2 separate regions of the Homo sapiens genome follow, and region 2 is linked to region 1. Evidence: read pairs that join two places in POLR2A ChIA-PET (ENCODE). Cell type or tissue: Panc1. All regions are shown on one strand.

Region 1 (8,000 bases):
GCCTCATAGTTTGAAGGAACCAAACTCACCCTTTTATTATTATGTAATATTTGTTCCTAATAATAGCCCTTGCTCTGAATTCTACTTTTTTCTGAAATTAATGTAGATAATCCAGCATAATTCGTGTTTGCATAGTATATATTTTGCTATCCTGTTACTTTTCATATAATAGACCTTTTTTTGAGATGGGGTCTTGCTGTGTTGCCCAGGCTGGTCTTGAGTTCCTGGGCTCAAGTAATCCTCCCTCCTCAGCCTCCCAAGTAGCTAGAATCACAGGTGCACATCACTGTGCCAGGCTAGATCTTCGTACTTAAAATGAGTTTCTAATAGACAGCATATAGTTGATTATTACTTTTTTATCCAAATAATGTTTGTATTTTAATGGATATGTTTATTCACATTTAAAAAGAGTATTGACGTGATTAGATTTACATATACCATCTTGCAATTTGTTTTATATTTGTTCCATCTGATTCTGCCTGTCCTTCATCTCTTTTTCTGACTTTCTTATTATTCTTATCATTCTATGTTTTTTGTTTGTTTGTGTTTTTTGAAATGGAGTCTCACTCTCTCACCCAGGCTGGAGTGCAGTGGCATGATCTCAGCTCACTGCAACCTCCACCTCCCAGGTTCAAGCAATCTTCCCACCTCAGCCTTCCAAGTAACTGGGACTACAGGCACCCAACCCCTTGCTGATTTTTGTATTTTTAGTAGAGACGGGGTTTCACCATGTTGGCTAGGTTGGTCTCGAACTCCTGACCTCAGGTGATCCACCAGTCTCAGCCTCCCAAAGTGCCGGGATTACAGGCATGAGCCACCATGTCCGGCCCCAATCATTCCATTTTTTTATCCTTGTTAATTTATTGGCTATAACTCTTTGTTGTGTTGGTATAGTGATTGCTTTAGGGTTTATGTTAAATAGTTTTAATATATCACAGTCTACCTTCAAATAATTTATGCTGTTAGATTCACAGTATGAGACCTGTATTTACCAGTATGAGGATGCTTCCATTTCTCCCTTCTGGTCTTTGTGCCCTTACTGTCATACATTTTACTTCTACATGTTATAAATTCTGTCATACATTGTTGCTGTTTTTCTTCTTTTGAAACAGGGTCTCACATTGTCACCCAGGCCAGAGTACAGTGGTACAATCTCGGCTCACTTCAGCCTCGACCTCTTGGGCTCAAGCAATCCTCCCACCTCAGCCTCCCAAGTACCTGGGACTATAGGCACGCACCACAATGTCAGGCTAATGTATATATATAATACATATACACACACACACACTATATATATTATATATAGTATGTATATAATATATAATGTGTGTATAATTATAATATATATACATATCACACTATAATATATATACTCTCTATATATTATATATAGTATATATAATATATATACATACTCTCTATATATTATATATAGTATATATAATATATATACATACTCTCTATATATTATATATAGTATATATAATATATATACATACTCTCTATATATTATTTATAGTATATATAATATATATACATACTCTATACATTATATATAGTATATATAATATATATACATACTCTCTATTATATATAGTATACATAATATATATACATACTCTCTATATATTATATATAGTATATATAATATATATACATACTCTCTATATATTATATATAGTATATATAATATATATACATACTCTCTATATATTATATATAGTATATATAATATATATACATACTCTATATATTATATATAGTATATATAATATATATACATACTCTCTATATATTATATATAGTATATATACACACACTATATATATATTATATATAGTATATATATAATAGTGTGTGTATATATATTATATATATATATATGTATTTTGTAGCGACAGGGCCTCATTATATTGCCCAGTCTGGTCTCAAACTACTAGGCTCAAGTGATCCTCCCACCTCAAGCCTTCCAAAGTGCTTGAATTACAGGTAAGCCACCTTACCCAGCCATGGCTAGAGTTCAGTGGTGCAATTGTAGCTCACTGCAGCCTTCAAGTCATTCTCCCATCTCAGCCTCCTGAGTAGCCGGGACCACAGGTACGCACCACCATTTTTGGCTAATTATTAAGGTTTTTGTTATTATTTTATTTAACACTTATTATTTTATTTAAATAATAAGAAAGAAAGGTCTTTCTATTCACACATGTAATTACCCTTTCTAAGGCTTTTCATTCCTGTGTGCTCTGTGTATAGATCCAGGTTTCCAGCTGGTGCCATTTGTCTATCACTTGAAGAAATTTTTAAAATATTTTTTGTAGTGTGGGTCTACTGGAAATGAATTATTTCAGTGGCTTCATGTCTGAAAATAGCTTTATTAAAACTTCAGGCCAGGCACGGTGGCTCAAGCCTGTAATCCCAGCACTTTGGGAGGCCGAGGTGGGCGGATCACGAAGTCAGGAGATTGAGACCATCCTGGCTAACATGGTGAAACCCCGTCTCTACTAAAAATATAAAAAAATTAGCCAGGCTTGGTGGCGGGCGCCTGTAGTCCCAGCTACTCGGGAGGCTGAGGCAGGAGAATGGCGTGAACCTGGGAGGCAGAGCTTGCAGTGAGCCGAGATCGCGCCACTGCACTCCAGCCTGGGCGATAGAGCAAGACTCCGTCTCAAAAAAAAAAAATTCAGCGGGGCCAGCCATGGTGGCTCACATCTATAATCCCCGCACTTTTGGAGGCTGAGGCAGATGGATTGCTTGAGCTCAGGAGTTTGAGACCAGCCAGGGAAAAACGGCGAAACTCCATCTCTACAAAAAATACAAAAAATTAGCCAGGCATGGTGACTGTGGTCCCAGCTACTCCACAGGCTGACGTGGGAGGATCACCTGAGCCCAGGGAGGCTGAGGCTGCAGTGAGCTGTGATCATGCCACTGCACTTTAGCCTGGGTGACAGAATGAGACCCTGTCACAAAAAAAAAGGAAAGAAAAAGAAAGAAAGAGAAAGAAAGAAGAAAGAAAGAAAGAAAGAAAGAAAGAAAGAAAGAAAGAAAGAAAGAAAGAAAGAAAGAAAGAAAGAAAGAAAGAAAAACTTCAGGGCCAAGTGTGGTGGCTCGTGCTTGTAATCCCAGTACATTGGGAGGCAAAGGCGGGAAGATTGCTTGAGCCAGGAGTTTGAGATCAGTATGGGCAGGATGGCAAGAACCTGTCCCTACAAAAAACTTAATAATTAGCCAAATATGGTGGTGCGTACCTGTGGTCCCAGTTACTCAGGAAGCTGAGGTGGGAGAATGACTTGAACCCAGGAGGTTAAGGCTGCAGTGAGCTACAATTGCACCACTGAACTCTAGCCTAGGCAACAGAATGAGACCTTGTCTCAAAAAACAAATTAATTCTGAGTTTGATGTCTTCCCTGGAAAAACTAAGCAAATAAATGAAACTTCAGGGGTTTTGTAACAGCTTTATTGCGATATAATTCACATGTCCTATGATTCACTCCTTTCAAGTGTGCAATTGACTGATATTTGATATATTCACAGAGATATGCATCTATCACCACAATCAATTTTATAACACTTTCATTGTCCCAGACAAGAGCTCTGCACCCCTTAACCATCATCCTCAAATCCCCCATTGCCCACCACCAGCCCTGGGAAACTACTAACTTATTTTCTGTCTCCATACATTTGCCTGTTCTGGACATTTTATATAAATAGAATCATAAAATATGTGGGCTTCTTTCACTTAGCATAGTGTTTTCAAGTTTCATCCATGCTATAGCATGAATGTAGCATTTAATTCCTTTTTAAAGCTGAATAATATTCCATTGTACAGACATGCCATATTTTGCTTATCCATTCATCAGCTCATGAACATTGGGTTATTTCCATTTTTCAGCTATTATGAGTAATGCTGCTGTGAACTTTTGCATGTAGTACATGGACATAAGTTTTCATTTCTCTTGAGTATGTATCTAGGAGTGAAATTGCTGGGTCTTATGGTTACTCCATGTTTAACCTTTTGAGGAACTTTCAAGCCATTTACCAAAATAGCTATGCCATTTTACATTTCCACTAGCAATGTATGAAGCCTTCAATTTTTTTCACATCATTACCAACATTTGTTATTGCATATATTTTTAATTATAGTCATCCTAGTGGGTGTGAAGTGATATATAATTTTGGATTTGATTTGCATTTCACAAATGTCACAGATATCACAATTACATGGTGTTGAGCATCTTTTCATTTCCTTATTGACAATTTATGTAGCTTCTTTGGAGAGATATCTATTCAAATTCTTTACCTATTTTAAATTGAGTAGTCTTTTTATTGCTGAGTTTTTAAGAGTTCCTTATATATTATAGGTACATGTTTCTTATCAGAAATACGCTTTGCAAATATTTTCTCTCATTTTGTGGGTTGCTTTTTCAACTTCTTTATAGTATCTATCTTAGTTCGTTTTCTGTTGCTATAACAATACCACAGACTGGGTAATTTATAAAGAAAATACGTTTATTTAGTTCATGGTTCTGGAGGCTAGGGAGTCCAAGAGCATTGCACCAGCATCTGGTGAGGGCCTTCTTACTGTGTCATAACATGGCAGAGGGCATCACATGGCTAGAGGACAAGAGCAAGAGGCCACAGAAAGCTTGCTTTTATAGCAAAGCCACTCTCATGATAACAAGCCCACTCCCATGATAGTGACATTAATCCATTCATGAGGGAAGAAGGATTAAGTTTCCAATACATAGGCTAGGCACAGTGGCTGACACCTGGAATTCCAGGTGAGCTCAATGAGTCATAGTGGCACCACTGCACTCCAGCCTGGGCGACAGAGTGAGATTCTGTCTCAAAAAAAAAGAGTTTCTGACACATAAACTTTTAGAGACACATATAAAACATGGCAGTATTTTTAATTTTGATATTTAATTTTTAATTTTGATGAATCCTGATTTATTGGTTATCTTTTGTTGCTTGTGCTTTTGGTATCATACCTAATCTAAGGTCATGAAGATTTGTAGTTATATTTTCCTCTGAAAATTTTATGGTTTTAGCACTTACTTTTAGGTTTATTATGATTTTGGGTTAACTTTCTCTTTTTTTCTGATTGATAAGCTCTTTTTTTTTTTTTTAGTATTTATTGATCATTCTTGGGTGTTTCTCGGAGAGGGGGATGTGGCAGGGTCATAGGATAATAGCAGAGAGAAGGTCAGCAGATAAACATGTGAACAAAGATCTCTGGTTTTCCTAGGCAGAGGTCCCTGTGGCCTTCCACAGTGTTTGTGTCCCTGGGTACTTGAGATTAGGGAGTGGTGATGACTCTTAACGAGCATGCTGCCTTCAAGCATCTGTTTAACAAAGCACATCTTGCACTGCCCTTAATCCATTTAATGCTGAGTTGACACAGCACATGTTTCAGAGAGCACGGGGTTGGGGGTAAGGTTATAGATTAACAGCATCCCAAGGCAGAAGAATTTTTCTTAGTACAGAACAAAATGGAGTCTCCTATGTCTACTTGTTTCTACACAGGCACAGTAACAATCTGATCTTTCTTTTCCCCACATTTCTCCCTTTTCTTTTCGACAAAACCTCCATCGTCATCATGGCCCATTCTCGATGGTCACTGTCTCTTCGGAGCTGTTGGGTACACCTCCCAGATGGGGCGGCCGGGCAGAGGCACTCCTCACATCCCAGATGATGGACAGCCGGGCAGAGGCGCTCCTTACTTCCCAGACGGGGCGGCCGGGCAGAGGCGCTCCCCACTTCCCAGACGGGACGGCTGGGCAGAGGTGCTCCTCACTTCCCAGACGGGGCCGCCGAGTTAACTTTCACATATGGTATAAGATAAGGTCTAAGTTCAACTTTTGCAGCTGGATATCCAGTTATTCCAACATCATTTGTTGAAAACACTACTTATTTTCTCCTGTGAATTGTTTTGGTATCCTTGTTGAAATCAACTGACCATCAAAGTAAAGGTTTATTTCAGAACTCTCAATTAAATTCCATTGATCTATATGTCTATTCTTATGCCAAAACAACACAGTTTTCATTGTTGTACTTTTCTAGTGAATTTTAAAATCAGAAAATGTCAGTTCTCCAACTCTGTTCCTCTTTTTTTTCTATGAAATTTATTGTATCTACACTAAAAGACTTTTTTTGAGGGGAAGTGTTTTTTTAACCGTGTTATGATCCTACACAGCTGCCCAGAGTAGGACACTATCGTAAGTCATTAACATGCCGTATGAGTTCTGAATAAATAAAATCTATAAAACACAAGTTATATATAAATATCTTAGTCATGTTTACAAACCTGTGTATTAAGTTGGTGCGACAGTAATTGCCCTTAAATCTCTTGCTTCATCTTTTAAACTCTGTACAGAGACCAACAACATTCATTTTCTTTTTTTTTTTTTTTTTGAGGATGAGAAATACTGGAGGACTTTATTTAATTATTTGAGACTTTTTTTGACTTTTTAATATATTTTTTAAATTATATTTTAAGTTCTAGGGTACATGTGCACAACGTGCAGGTTTGTTACATATGTATACATGTGCCATGTTGGTGTGCTGCACCCATTAACTCATCATTTACATTAAGTATATCTCCTAATGCTATCTCTCCCCTTTCCCCCCGCCCCACGACAGGCCCCAGTGTGTGATGTTCCCCTTCCTGTGTCCAAGTGTTCTCATTGTTCAATTCCCACCTATGAGTGAGAACATGCGGTGTTTGGTTTAACAACATTCATTTTCATGAAGTTCACTTTCTAAAAATGAATTTCATTTATTAAAAGTAATGGCAAAACTGCAATTACTTTTGCACCAACCCAATACAATGAAGCAAATGTAAACACTAAATGCAGCATGACAGTGATCAAGCAATGCACAGAGACAACCACTTTTGGTGAGTCCGCCCCCCAGGAGCCGGCACCAGCCAGCCCTGGAGTCAGGCTACTCAACCCTTCCAAAACTAACTGGGCTAGCCCTCAGAGGAGAAAAAAGGTCTGAAGATGTCATAGACCTGAAGGACTGGAAAGCTGGTGAGAGGTTGCCTGCCAGCTCTCCACCCACCGAGTCTGAGGCACACAGAGAAGAAGACAGCACAGAGGCTTAGTCTGTGTGCCCAGGCCCCAGAGGCTCCTGCCATCTGGGGCTCTGACAGGCATTTTGCTGCTTTAGGAGGCAAGTCCATGGAATGGTAACTGCTTAAGTAAAATCAGAAGGTCCAGAAAATTTTCTCTAATTCAGTAACCTTCCTGACTTTTTGCCAGAAACAGGCCCGAACAGTGAGGGGTGGAGCTGGGGGACACATGATCATGAGCACTGAAGATGCTTGAGTGGGAGCTCAGAAAGAAGGCACACATTGACCTGATTTGGTGGAGAACTTCTAGAAGATTTGCAATGTCCTAACACAACTAAATCCTGTCAGTACAGCAGAGTGGGGGCTATGAAGCAGGTGTGATGAATGGGTACTTCTCCATCCAGTGACCAAGTAATACACAGATGCATCACCTTGTGACCCACACAAGTGCAATCATATGAAGCCAACTTCACTATGGTAAGAAGAGAAAATAGCCAGTATTGATATTGTGCAGAGTCCTGGGGCTAGGCAGGGCCCAGCAGCCGCCGCTGCATGCAGCCAGCCCCCTGCCAGCGGTGGGAAGGCAGTTGGAGGGGCATGGGGCTGGGCCCCGGCACCAAGGGGTGAGGCATGGGCGTATTGGGTTGTTGGAGGAGGGCAAGAGCCCCCACTTGGAGGCCAAGCACTCACACTGAAAGGCAGCATACCCGGTGCTGGCAGCAGGCATGAGGAGTGCAGACCAGGAGAAGGAGGAGCTGGATTAAAGCCGTTTACTGCATTATGAACAATGTAGGAAATGTGACTTTTTTTTTTTTTGAGACAGTCTCACTCTGTCGCCCAGGCTGGAGTGCAGTGGCACAATCTCGGCTCACTGCAACCTCCACCTCCTGGGTTCAAGCGATTCTCCTGCCTCAGCCTCCCCAGTAGC
Region 2 (8,000 bases), 170 kb after region 1:
GCATTTTGGAAGGCCGAGGCATGTGGGATTGCTTGAGCTCAAGAGTTTCAGACCAGTCTGGGCAACATAGTGGGAACCCGTCTCTACAAAAAAAAAAAAAAAAAAAAAAAATTAGCCGAGCCTAGTGGTACATGCCAGTAGTCCCAGCTACTTGGGAGGCTGAGGTGGGAGGATTGCTTGAGGCTGCAGTGAGCTGAGATTGTGCCAGTATACTCCAGCTGGGGCAACAGAATGAGACCCTGTCTCAAAAAAAAAAAAAAAAATAGAATATAATTTCATGTGTTTGTGAATTTTCCTGTTTTCTTATATTATTAATTTCTAGTTTAATTTCATTTTTATCAGAAAAAATATTTTGCATGACTTTAAGCTTTTAAAATGTATTAACATTTGTTTTGTGGCCTAACATGTTGTCTGTCCTGGAGAAATTTTCATGTGCATTTCAAAAAATGTGTGTTTTATTGTTGTGGGATGGAGTATCCTTTATATATCTGTTTGTTCCAGTTGGCTTATATTGTTGTTCAAGTACACAAATTCCTTACTGATCTTCTGTCTGGTTGTTTCATCCATTATTGTATCTATTATAGTATAACTATCTGTTTCTTCCTTCGGTTTTATCAGTGTTTGCTTCACCAGCTAGGCACGGTGGCTCACGCCTGTAATCCCAACACTTTGGGAGGCCGAGGTGGGCGCATCACTTGAGGTCAGGAGCTCGAGACCAGCTTGGTCAACATGGTGAAACCCCGTCTCTACTAAAAATACAAAAATGAGCCAGGTGCGATGGCGGGTGCTTATAATCCCAGTTACTCGGGAGGCTGAGGCAGGAGAATCGATTAAACCCAGGAGGCGGAGGTTGCAGTGAGCCCAGATTGCATCACTGCACTCCAGCCTGGGTGACAGAGCGAGACTCCATCTCAAAACAAACAAACAAACAAAGACATACCTTTGCTTCATGTATTCTGGGGATTTCATGTTTGTTGCTTGTATGTTTGTAATTGCTGTGTATTCTACGTGAATTGCCCTTTTAAATATATATTATCCATTTTGTTTGATATTCCCATTTTGTTCTTTTTCTTTCTTTTTTGGGAGCGGGGACAGGGTCTTGCTCTGTTGCCTAGCCTGGAGTGCTGTGGCACTATCATAGCTTACTGCAAGCCTTGACCTCCCAGGCTGAAGCCATCCTCCAGCCTCAACTTCCCTCCAACCACCTTAGCTGGGGACTACAGGCATGCACCACCATTCCTGGTGATTTTAAATAATTTTTTTTTTGAAGGGGTAGAGACAACTTCTCACAATGTTGCCCAGGCTGGTCTCGAACTCTTGGTTTCAAGCAGTCTGCTTGCCTTGGCCTCTCACAGTGCTGGAATTACAGGCATGAGCCATGGCACCTGGCCTCCCCCATGCCTTTTATTCCCTTATTTGGGTTTTCCTATCAGTGCCTCTTTTCCTAGCCTTATCTTCTATTTTTTCTTTTATATTTTGCAGCTGTTTTTCTCCCTGTGCTGTGCTCTGGATGATTTCTTCAGATCTGTTTTCTAGTTTGCTACTAGTATGTTGATGGTTATTTTCTCTTAGCAAGTAAAAACTAATAATCCATTTTTTGGCAGTGTTGTTGTTGAGCAAATGGCTGTCATTCTGATTCTTGTTTCTTTTGAGATAATCTGTGACTGGTATATGGATTCTAATTTTTACTATTTTTTTGAATATTTAAATTATTCATATTTAAAAATTACTTTTTGGAGTGTAATATAATCCTAGATCTTACAGAAGAGAACCCACTTATTTGCCTTGACTGCTGCCTGGCTCTCATATTGGTTTCCTAGTGTGGTTTATAATTTTCAACTGTGAAGTTCTGGGTGGCAGTTGTTTCTTTGGGATTCCCTTATGTGCCCTGGGTTATAGAGGTGTTCTTATGGGGCATTTTTTTTTTCCTCTTCTTAGAGCTTGCGTGGTGCTGGTTCAGGATTAGTTTTAAAATTAACTTTTAGAAACCTTTGTGAGCAGTATAAACTTGAACTCTAATTAGCAAAAGCTTGTGGTTCTGGATAACTTTATTTTACCACAATGGGAGACTCTCTAGTGTATTCCTACAGTGTCATATGCCAGTAGACCTCATGAAGGGACCTCATTCCAAGCTCCCAGCTCCTAAGTAATGTCCCTTTGCCTGCTGATAAAATTCCAACTACCACATATAGTCAATTCTTGTTATTCATGGTAGTTATGCTCTGTAAAGTCAATGTAAACATTTAGTTAGTGAATACTGAACCATTTCTCCTAGAGGAAATACAGGGTTAGGTACCTGTGAGCCTCTCCACGTTTTCAGCAGCCATCAATACATAAACTTGTTTTACCTGGTTTCTGTTTAAAGACCCCATATTTTATCATATATATAGTTGATTCATTAACATTGAATTCATGGCTAACAGCACTAGAAGCTGTGGCTGAACGAAGCTTATCTAGCACCTACTTGTTTTCTCTGTAAGGATGTCTCAGCCTTCTTTCCTTTAGGACCACCAGATAGTACTTCAGCACTATGCTAAGGGGCCATGTTAAACAGCTAACCCATCAACAAGAAGTAGAAAAATGTGACAAATGTGGCACTAAATAGACCAGGAAAAGGACAATTGTTTTATAGTATGAGAGCTGAAACAAGAAGGCAGTATCCCCCTTTTCAAGCTCAGAATGTATATATTGGTGACTCACATTTTTCATAGCTATTTGCATGTCCATGAATGAGTGGGCAAAATGTCGTAAGTATTGATTTTGGTGTTGCAAGTACATTTTATTGACTAGGCAAATTTGCAAATATAGAATCCGTAAATAATGAGAACTGAGTATATCTAGTTCTAATCTCTCTACTGCCTCAGCTGCTGCTCTCTGTTATGGCTTTGAATTTGTTCTTCATTTCTAGTACTTGGGAGCTTCTTTTTCTTGCTTTCTCAGTTTGCTATGTATTTTAAAAATACACACATGTTTGTTGCCCTTTTACCCAGTATTTTTATGTATTTGGATTAGGAGGAAGATATTTTGGTTAAATCAATCTGATTTATAGAGTAGCTACTTCATTTACTCATTTTAAAAAGGAAAAACATATACTCAAGAGTGTTAAAGAGAAGAGACCTTGAGGATTATCTTGTTTATTGGTTCTTAACATGGGTTTCTTAGGGCATCTGGAACTGTAGAGATTGTACAGAAGTTTATGTTACATATATCTTTCTGGGAAGAAAGTATTTTTTATATTCTCAAAGGGGTCTATAACCCTTTAAAAATGCAAGAACCAGGCTGGGCGCAGTGGCTCACACTTGTAATCCCAACACTTTGGGAGGCCAAGACAGGAAGATTGCTTGAGCACAGGAGTTTGAGATCGGCCTCCTCAATATAGTGTGACCCTGTCTCTACAAGAAAAAAATAAAAAAATAAATAGCCAGGTGTCATGGCGCACAGCTGTAGTCCCAGCCACTCAGGAGGCTGACGTGGGAGGATCACTTGAGCCCAGGAGGTTGAGGCTGCAGTGAGCTGAGATCATGCCACTGCACTCCAGCCTGGGCATCCGAGCTAGACCCTGTCTCAAAAAACAAAAAAACAAGTGCGAGAACCACTGTCCTAGTCTAGTTTCACTTCAAATTTATAGGCTAACTGCGTATATCCTCATTAGTTCATATCAGTCTAGTTAATAGCAACGTTAGCCAAATTTTAAAATAAAAATAACTACATTTAGAAAGTGATTTATTTTCTTTTCTTTTTTCTTTTCTTTTCTTTTCTTTTTTCTTTTCGTGAGATGGGGTCTCACTCTGTCACCCAGGCTGCAGTGCAGTGGCACAGTCTCAGCTCACTGCAACCTCTGACTCCTGAGCTCAAGTGATCCTCCCATCTTAGCCTCCTGAGTAGCTAGAACCACAGGCACACACCACCACGCCTGCCTGATTTTTTGTATTTTTGGTAGAGACGGGGTTTCACCATGTTGGCCAGGCTGGTCTCGAACTCCTGAGCTCAAGTGATCTGCCTGCCTCAGCCTCCCAAAGTGCTGGGATTACAGGCGTTAGCCACTGCCGCACCCAGCCAATTTATTTTTTGTGAAAGAACTTCACCATGACATCTTATTTTAATCCCCCCACAAGCCAATGAGGTATATGATATTATGTTTCTTTCACAACTGTAGGAACTAAAGGGAAGCCACAGTAACTGGTAAGTAGTAGCATTTTTTTGTTTTTGATTAATTGAGGCCCAGGGAGGCAAGTTAACTTGCCCAAACTCATGAAACTGATTTGTTCCAGAGGCAAGACTAAAACTCCTGTCTTAGTGATATTTCCACTACCTCATTTTGCTTTGGAAAAGCACATAACCTTACCAGGTGGTAATGTGATGAGTCATTGAAACTAATAAATTCATAAGTATAAAGGGATGCATGTGTTAAGAGAACATTTTTTATTTCAAACTGAAAGTAGTCAAAACCACAAAGCCTAGGAATCCCTCGGGCATTTTTATTGTGTAATCTGCTTTAGAATTAGAGTTGCATCCATGAAGTTTTGAGTCATATTGAAACTTAGCTACCTAAGTTTCTTCCCAGTTAAAAACTAGGTGCAAATGGAGTTATACACAATACAGGTAAATATATATACCTGTACTTGTAGATAACGTTTTATACATGTTTTCCTGTTCTATACATGTTGCATTGTAGTTTGTCTCCTCTATAAGTGGAAACTAATTAGGACTTGAGCTTCATTATTTCCTTTTCTTGATACACCCTTTTTCCACTCCCTGGGTTGATCAGTACCTTTGGCACTAATATCTCAGAACAATTTTCTATAGGTTATCCTTATGCAGCTTTTATGGCATAATGGATTACTGGCACAATTCACATGGAGTTTCGTATATCCATTCGCTATAAATTCCTTTTTTTTTTTTTTTGTTGACATAGGGTCTCGCTCTGTCACCCAGGCTGAAGTGCAATGGCATGTGATCTCACCTCACTGCAACCTCTGCCTCCCGGGCTCAAGCAATTCTCCTGCCTCAGCCTCCTGAGTAGCTGGGACTACAGGTGCACACCACCATGCTCGGCTATTATTATTATTATTATTTTTTTTTTGGTAGAGACAGGGTCTCACAATGTTGCCTAGGCTGCTCTTGAACTCCTGAGCTTCAGGCAATCCGCATGCCTCAGCTTCCCAAAGTGCTGGGATTACAGGCGTGAGCCACCACATCTGACCCACTCTATAAATTCCTAATGTAATACAGCTATAGTAATGAAACTGTAAGCTGTGCTAAATTTTTGCAACATTTATTTAATATTCCTGGGACCACTGAAATGGTAGTAAACTGCTTATATATTAAAGTGGATTTTGGGGCTGGGTGCAGTGGCTCATACCTGTAATCCCATCACTTTGGGTGGCCAAAGTGGGAGGATCACTTGAAGCCAGGACTTCAAGACCAACCTGGGAAACAAAGCAAGGGTCTGTCTCTACAAAAAATTTTAGAAATTAGCTGGGTGGAGTGGTGTGTGTTTGTAGTCTTAGCTATGTGGGAGGCTGAGGTGGGAGGATCACTTGAGCCCGGGAGGTCAAGGCTGCAGTGAGCTGCAATCATGCCACTGCACTCCAGCCTGGGTGACACAATGAGACCCTGTTTCAAAAAAAGAAGATGAATTTGGGGAAAAAGTAGATTTAATTTTTCGGACAGCTTCCATCTATTAAATTAGACCTTTAGAAATTAAAAAGTTGATTTACTCTTTTAAAGTCATACATTCATTTGGCTAACATTGACGACCTACTTTATACTGGACATTATTTTAGATTTTGAGATTATGGATAAGAAAAGCTTTTCTTTTCTCTGAAGCAGCTCATGTATTTTCCTTCTCCTTCATTCTTGCTCCCCTTCTTTGTATCTCCCAACTTCCCATTCCAGTTAGTTACTGATTCCTCCCCAATCTTTCGATAAAGTTTGTTATAATCTAATGCCTAGAATCTTTTTCTAACATTTGCTCCAGTAACGAGTAGTAGTCAGCTCCAGTAATGAAGAGCTCATTATCTTTACCTGGCTTCCCCCTAAAAGCAGAGAGAGCTTGATGCAGAGGCTTGGGAGCAGAGGTAGTTTAAGTGGAAGCAAGAGTGAGGGACAAAGGAAATGATCAATGCAGGGAGTGGAAAAGAAGTGAAATGGGAAAGGAGGAAAAGCCAATATTTGGATGCATTATTGAGTTGGCCAATGCTCAGACAACTAGTTTAATCATGCTGTAGCCTCTGAAGGGCCTTATGAAATATGACTGAGAACTATCCAGCTGGGGACTGAAGAGTGGAAGAATTTATTCAGCAGCTCCCTCACCACTGTATGTTTTAATTGGTTCTTTCAAAATTATTTCCATTGTTTTATTGATATTTTCTCTTTGGTGAGACATTGTTCTCAGTCTTTCCTTAGTTCTTAGGCATGGTGTCCCGTTGAGCATGGACTATTGTTTCCTGTGTCTTAGTCTGTCTCATAATTTTTTGTTGAAAAGTGAACATATAAAATCATGTGGCAACTCTGGAAATTAGATTTTTCCCTTCCCCAGGGTGGTTGTTTGTTATTGTATGCTTATTTATTGACTTTTTGGACTAATTCTATAAAGTGTGTATTCTTTGTTGTTAGAAGCCACTGAAGCCTCTGGTAGGTTTGCTTAGTGGGCAGCTAATGATTGAACAATGATTTAATTTAAATACTTTGAACCAATAGCCTTCCAGCTTTTGCTGCTGGTCATTGTGTGAATTGGGATATGCTTTCAACGACATTCACCTAGTCAGATGACCATTATGCCTTATGTTTCTCTTCCTGCTTGTGCAGAACCTCAAGGCTAAGCAAGAGGTGAGAGATTAGGAACTTCTTAAGTCTTTCATGGGCCTATGAATAGCCTGGAACATGCACATATTCTTTTTTATGACCCATGTCTTTCTAGATTTTACATTGCAACTTTTCAAAGCCCCCATGGGCAGGCCATTGTCCATTAAAAATTATTATGATTATTATTTTGAGATGGGGTCTCTCTCTGTTACTCAGGCTTCAGTGCAGTGGTATGATCACTGCTCGCTACAGTCTCGACCTCTTGCCACTTCAGCCTCCTGAGTAGCTTTGACCACAGGCATACACTACGTCACCCGGCTATTTTTTATTTTTATTTTTTCTAGAGATGGGGTTCTCACTATGTTACTCAGGCTAGTCTCGAACTCTTGGGCTCAAGCCATCCTCCAGCCTCAGCCTCCCAAAGTGCTGGGATTATAGGAATGAGCCACCAAGCCTGGCGTGTCTTGATTTTATTTAATTAATTATTATTATTTTTTTTTACCAAGTGTTTTGGTCAGCCTCTTGTTAATTTCAGCTTGTCACACTGCTTCAGGTCACCATAATCTTAAACTATTTCAGATGATTGTTTTTGACAAATTCCCCAATAGCAGTGTTGTTTTCACAGAATGAACTTAAAGTCAGAACAAACTAAGACAAATTTTGAGTATAGAGCTTATAGGACATATTAAACCGGATGGCAATTTTCTGGGGGTAGGGCCTTGTGAAACTTCAACCACATTCTGCCTTCTCTAGTGGCTGCTAAGCTGTTGATTTTCACAGCTGTTGTAGCTGTATGACTGTGGGTTTTCAGTGTTACTGCAGAGATGGAGATGGTGCTTTGATTAGCATACCTTAATATACCAAAAAGGTCACTGTTCTTATAGAGATTCAGTCTTTTTAAAATTAAATAAACAGTATTCAGATTGCTAAGCCCTTTGTTAATTTAAAGAATGCTAAGCCCTTTGTTAATTTAAAGAATATTCGCAATACATTTATCTGGCAAAAGACTCGTTTCCAGAATACATAAAGAAATCTTATAGTTTAGTCATAAGACAACTCAATTATAAAATGGGCAAGAGATTTGAACAGACCCTTCTTGAAAAAAAGATACGCAAATAATAAATATATGACATTTATATCATTAATCACCAGAAAAATGCAAATTAAAACTAGTGAGATACTATTACACACCC

The links. ChIA-PET counts read pairs that join two places held together with the same protein. Peaks named below come from ENCODE experiments on the same cell type or tissue, not always from the same donor. Only the 100,000 strongest peaks of a DNase experiment are listed, where the experiment ranks them.
Region 2: POLR2A ChIA-PET joins it to region 1 with 10 read pairs; 3 of 35 experiments call an interaction of 5 or more read pairs at or near these places.

Annotation. Positions count from the first base shown.
Region 1 is chrX:68,476,634-68,484,633 of GRCh38, reverse strand. No RefSeq gene overlaps it. Among named protein-coding and RNA genes, the nearest start is that of YIPF6, 18 kb to the left of the region's middle. In Panc1, no CTCF peak of the experiment used is centred here; no DNase peak of the experiment used is centred here.
Region 2 is chrX:68,304,364-68,312,363 of GRCh38, reverse strand. All of the region lies in intron 2 of OPHN1 (oligophrenin 1), which reads left to right. Among named protein-coding and RNA genes, the nearest start is that of OPHN1, 130 kb to the left of the region's middle. In Panc1, no CTCF peak of the experiment used is centred here; a DNase peak (open chromatin) is centred at 4,414; H3K27ac peaks cover 515 bases.